2 separate regions of the Homo sapiens genome follow, and region 1 is linked to region 2. A link is a contact called in ENCODE POLR2A ChIA-PET data. All regions are on one chromosome and are shown on one strand. The core of a region is the stretch at or near the end of the contact, and the rest is flanking DNA. Distances in the headings are between cores, read along the strand shown.

Region 1 (2,700 bases), core at 78-2,577, about 18 Mb before region 2:
CCGCCTCGCCAACCCAGGTTATAAATGTACATATTTTTAAAGATGAGCTTTGACGCTGTGACACTTGTGGGGAGTCTCCCGACGGCTCCTCTACTTGATGGGGGTACAGGGAGTTCTGCGGCTCCCCAGCCCCGAGTTTCAAATACCGTGGCCTGGAAATTAACCGGGTGACTCGGTTTATTGCCTCCAGAAGGGTCCGCCTGCCGTGCTGGAGTAGCCGCCAGTCCCGCGCCCGCAGCCCCGGCAGGGCCCCCCACGCCCACCTTCCCACGAGGGGTGTCTCGTAGAGTCCGGCTTCAGGCGCTCCCTGGCCTGGCAGCACCCACCCCACCCCGCCCCACCCCACCCCCACGACTCGGGCTAGCAGCCTGGTTAATCATTCAACGCAAACAGTGTGGAATATTTTTTTTAAAAGGTCAAAGCGAAAGGTTTTCCCTAAGTTTGGCAGAAACCAGTTTTGGGGGAGCCGGAGACAGAAGTGGCAGAGGTTGGGGGTGGGGGGTGGGGAGCGGCTGCCGGCGGCTCTTTGGCTCACAAAACACCTGATCTCCCCATGCGGCACGGGAGGCCGGCGCAGTGCGAGGGTGGGGTGCGGGGGTGCGAGCGAGGAATCACGCGCGCCCCCCTCCCCGAAATGCCCGCGCGCCCCGGATGAGGAGGCCCGGCCCCAGATGCCCCTTGCCAAAGCCCGCATCGCCCCGGCGCCGGATCCCCCGGAAGTTGGGGTGCAGCGAGGAGGGGGAAGGTCCCCGGGCTCCAGGGCGAGGTGGGCACGGAATGGGTTGGGAGGTTCCAAAGCCCCGCAGCGGGCGGTGTCCCTCTCCTCTCCCTCTGGGCTGAGGTTGGGTGGCTGGGACGGCGGGAAGGTAAGGGAGGCTTAAATGCGGCAGGAGCCACCTAGGGACGGCTTCCTCCACCGGGGCGCGGGTACGAAGCCGGAACCGGCGAGGAACCGGGCGGGGGTAGCAGGGTGTCCGGAAGGTGGGGCCGGGAAGCAGGGAGGCGGAAGGGGACTGGTAGAGGGGCCTGGCGGTGAGAGGGCAGCGGGGAGGGAGCCGGCGGGGGTGCTCGGCGCCCGGGCCCTACCTTGTCCGGGAGCAGCTCCAGCTCGGCGGGGCGGGGGCAAGGGCGGGAGATCGCGGCCACATCCACGTCCCGGCCGCTCCGCGCGGCTCAGCCCGGCGACCGCCGCAGCTCACGCTCCATGCGCGGCGCCCCGGACGGGCGGCCCGGCGGTGTCGGCGGCAGGGACTGCTCCGGCTTGGCTCTGCTAGCCTCCGGCACTTGTTGCCGCTGCTGCCGCTGCCGCTGCGCCTCACTCCAGGCTCCGGTTCCAGGCGCAGCAGCCGCCGCGGGCGCCCGGCCCCGCCCCTCCCCTGCCCGCCCGCCAATGGGGCCCGGCCCCGCCCCTCACGTCACCGCCCGACGGCCCCGCCCCGCGCCCCAAGTTTTGGGAGGGTTCCGCTCTCCCCACCCGGTACCAGGACCCACCCGGGCCCGCGCTCCCTGCGGCTTCCAGGGACCCTCCAGCCCCCACGCACCCTCCTGCAAAGCCGAGGGTTAAGCTGGGGAAAGGGGGCCTCTAGGAAGGCGACCCCCCTGGAAATGCCTGGCAGCTCCAAAAACACTAATGAAACTCAGCTCCAGCCTCCGCCCCTCCAGTTGTGGGTGGCCCCTCTTGCGGTTCGTCTGAGGCTAGGGGACTAGGCGCATCGCCTAGCGAGACTCCAGTGGCCTTTTCTGTCCAGTTTGTAACCGGAACTAGACCGACCCCGGCCGCCCCCTCCAGTGCTGGGGCGGGTGAGGAATGGCCCCGCCGGGGAGGCGGGGGAGGGAGGCCTGGGCCACCCTGGGGTCTGACCTTTGCTCCACCTCTTAGGTGCTCACGACCCAGAGTGGTGCCCTGCTTGGTACTGCCACTGGATCCTCTGGCTTATGAAGCCGTCCAGGACAGGAAGGGTGGGGGGTGGTCCTTAGTTCTCTTCGTGGGGTCATGCAGAGTGGTTTCCTCGAGGTCCCACGCCCGTCTCAGGAAGCCAGAAACGCAAGATGCCGGGCGCTCGGCCCGAACCCGTGCCGCGGCCCAAGGGGCAAGGCGGATACCGAGGCAAGGCCTAAAGGGCCGGACTCTGACCGCACCCTCCGGACACTGCAGGGCTCCGCCGGCCAGAGGCGGCCTTGGCGCCAACCACACCTAGCAGCGGGGTCCCCGGGCCCACCGATGCGCCCTCCTAGCCCCGCGCTCCTTCGAGGGGTTCCAAGGTGACTCAGAGACGCAGCTGACACAATTCTGAGGCCCCCAGGTAAGCCTGGCGATACCGGATGGAGAAGTTACCTGGTCTTGAAAGGCCCAGTCCAGCCAGCGAGACCCGCGTGCGCTCCGCGGGGAGGCAAGCCTAACCAGGGGCTCACCTGGAAGCGTCCCCGCCCCCTGGTCCTTATCTCTGAATCGAAACCGAACCTGGACCCATCTAGATAATTGGACTGAGCAATTAAGGACGCTTCGCTCCTAACTGTTAGCATTTTTTCCTAAGGCTCTCGGAGGCGGAATCAGCTGGAAAGGAACATTGCTAAGTAGGAATTTCAGGCACCTGTGAACTGAGCCCACTCAATAATCGGCCCTTTCCCTTAACCAAACTCAGCAAAGGAAGAAAGACCAAGTTGCTGCGGATGCACAGAGCCACGTGGGTGCGGGTCCTC
Region 2 (2,700 bases), core at 83-2,582:
CTATGATGATCTGTGAGGACATGCATTTTCTTATCCTGTAATACCATTTGTAACAATAGCAAAACCAGATCATTACTGGTCTGGAAAGACTGTCAATGTATCAGCAAATAAATCTTAATTAACTCTGATGATCTACTTAACTCATAACTCTAAAAGCACTAAAAGACCACTGTATGAAAAGGTGACTCAAGGCAACTGCAAACAAAGTGATCCCCAAAATACTAAAAGCACAATCTCAAGTAAAGTGGCAATAGCTGGGAAACTCTTTTCCAAACACAACTGTCAGAAATGGAAAAATGTCCTCCTGAGTAAAGTTTTCGGCAGAAAACTTCAGGCAGAGGCATAACACTGCTATGCAAAAACAATAACCAGACTTCACTTCAAGAAGTGAGCGAAGAATGTGAGTGATCATAAATCAGAACTTCCGTCAAGCTTGCACGAGTGGAGTTGTAAGTAACAGCAGAAACTTTGAAGTACCAGAAGATACCATCATTCAAAAACGAACACACTTTGACTAGCCCACCTTGGACACGGAGAATCTCGCTGATCACTACAAACTACAAGATAATCATTTAACTTTGAGACCTCAGTGAGAGAGGGTATCAGCTTTTCCTACTCCTTGCACGCTCCGCTGTACGGAAGATGCCGAGGGAACGCATGCCGTGTCTCAGTCCCGGCATAGTCAACCACGCTGGGCAAAAGACGGGGCCAGAGGGTGCAGACGAATATCGGTAACTCGAACCAGGCTGGGAGTTAAGCTAGAAGAAACTGGGGAAGGAGGCAAAACAGAAGCAGGAAAAGAGCAGTGGGGAGCGGCGGGCGCACCAGAGACTGGCGAGAAGGGGAAAAGTCCCCCAGACGCACAAAAATGTCTAGAAGGGGTTCTTCTACTTCGATCTGAGTTTCCCAGGAGCTCAGCCTTGGCTGTCCCGCTCCCCACCCAACCCCACATGATTCCTCCTCTTGGATGGGACGCTTAGGTGAAGCGAGGGGGAGCTTCGCAGGTGGCTCCCGGCAAACTGAGAAGGGTCTCCCAGAGCTGCCAAGAGGAAAGAACTGCGAACAGTCGCTCCCCCGGTACGTGAGAGAGGAGTGACCAGAGGCAAAGGTGAGGCGAGCAGGTTCTCCCTTACCTGCCGCAGGAGCTTCCACCGGGCGGCTCCCAGGGGCGCCGAGACTACGGGCCCCCGAGTGGTGCAGCCAACTGCCGGACTCCCGCCCGCTGCTCGCGCGGTCTCGCCGGTCCCAGCGTCCGCGACTCGCGACTCCATCTCACTGGAGCCTTCCACACCCGGAGGTGCCACCGCCGCAGCTCGTCCCCTGCCAGGACCTGCCAACTTCTTCCCTGTCAGGACCTGTGACGCCCGGCACCCTCCCTCCACCGGACCAGGCATGCGCGCTCTCCCCGAATTCCGCATTTCCGGTACTCGCATCTCCTTGGCAACCAGGGCCGAGCTGTCACGCCATTGCACCATTCTTGCTGGTAGCCATCTTGAGTGAGGGCGGACCAGAGGATGAGAGAGCTGTGGCAGGGCTACTGGAACGCTGTCCCTCATTGTTTTAGCCTTCTGTGCTTCATCTCGAGCTCAGAAGACTAGCGAAGAACGAAAAGTCTTATATATTTCGAGACTAAAGAACCCAGGAACCCAAGAAGACTCCTTGACCACAACAAAGATGGCGAAATCTGCCTGTTGCTCGTGCTAGATTGAGGTTACGTAGATTGGCGTGCTGCAAACCAGCTCTAGGCGGCTCTGGGTAAGTTGTCGTTCTGTGGGCTGCGGAACGCAGACTTCGGCTGGACTTGCCTGCGGTGACACCTGCTCCCCTCTGAGAGCTTCAGGTTCTCCGGCCTGCCTTCACTGGTTTGTGTCCAGAGCCGGACTGATTCTCTCAATTTGCGTATGTATGGGGGGTGTGCTGGTCTCTTTCCTTCTCCCCTTTCTCCCCCCGCCCAGCCACCCACCCCTCAGTCCCCAGGTCCTCGCTTTTTGACTAATGTCCCGGCACTGCGTGCGTGTCACCTGGTCCCTCTCCCTGTTGCATTCAGATCGCCTCATCCCTGGGGTGGAGAGTTGCACGGGGTAAACGAATAGGTTCTCCTGAGAACACCCATTTATCTACCCCACCCCCATCCTAGCCTTGCATACTGTCTTCTTGGGGATGAAAGATGGATGGATAAAGGCTGTGGGAACGTGGTGATGTAGGACCTTTGCAGGTCCTTGTTATTCGGGTCTTTTTTCCCCTTTTTTTACTAGTGTCGGCTAGTAAACTAGTGTTGCTCCCCTACCCCCAATCGCCCATTATTTTGCTGCGACATGGAAAGGGATTAAGGGGGGCGGGGGCGTCGTAGCGCATCTGATCTATGGTAAATTTGACGCAGCATTCTACCTTTGATACCAGGGGGCATTTTGTGGAAGACTTCCATAATGACATTCAGCGGTGTGCAACATACCTAGATTATTCCTGTCGTAAATAATAGCAACTGCCATTTATTGAGTGGTCACTATGTGCCAGGCACTGTATGGTCTTAATGTTAAGCTGTCTCATTTTGTCTTTACAACAACAACCCTAGAAGGTAAATGGTGTCATTTCATTTTTGCAGATGAAGAAACTGAGGCCCGGAGACACAGTTAAGTGTAGGAGCTAAGACCTCAACCCAGGTCTCTCTGACTCTTAACTACTTATTAGCAATCAAGGTTA

The links. ChIA-PET counts read pairs that join two places held with the same protein, here RNA polymerase II (POLR2A).
Region 1: POLR2A ChIA-PET joins it to region 2 with 12 read pairs in T-cell. The contact joins the promoter of B3GNT2 here to the promoter of CAMKMT in region 2. POLR2A ChIA-PET finds 5 or more read pairs at or near these places in 2 of 52 experiments (GM12878 and T-cell).

The regions. Positions count from the first base shown.
Region 1 is chr2:62,194,742-62,197,441 of GRCh38, reverse strand. B3GNT2 (UDP-GlcNAc:betaGal beta-1,3-N-acetylglucosaminyltransferase 2) reads right to left here and starts at 1,327. Exons shown (of 2, transcript NM_006577.6): 1 at 1,087-1,327. It overlaps LOC124906013 (a long non-coding RNA gene), which reads left to right and starts at 1,429. Exons shown (of 2, transcript XR_007086336.1): 1 at 1,429-2,303; 2 at 2,535-2,700. RefSeq lists enhancers at 1-41, 1,022-1,628, 2,235-2,700 and silencers at 452-801, 982-1,421, 1,712-1,941.
Region 2 is chr2:44,360,579-44,363,278 of GRCh38, reverse strand. It overlaps CAMKMT (calmodulin-lysine N-methyltransferase), which reads right to left and starts at 1,332. Exons shown (of 11, transcript NM_024766.5): 1 at 1,134-1,332. The coding sequence starts at 1,271. It overlaps PREPL (prolyl endopeptidase like), which reads left to right and starts at 1,785. Exons shown (of 14, transcript NM_001171613.2): 1 at 1,785-1,899. RefSeq lists enhancers at 625-1,518, 1,237-1,706, 943-2,142, 1,519-2,413.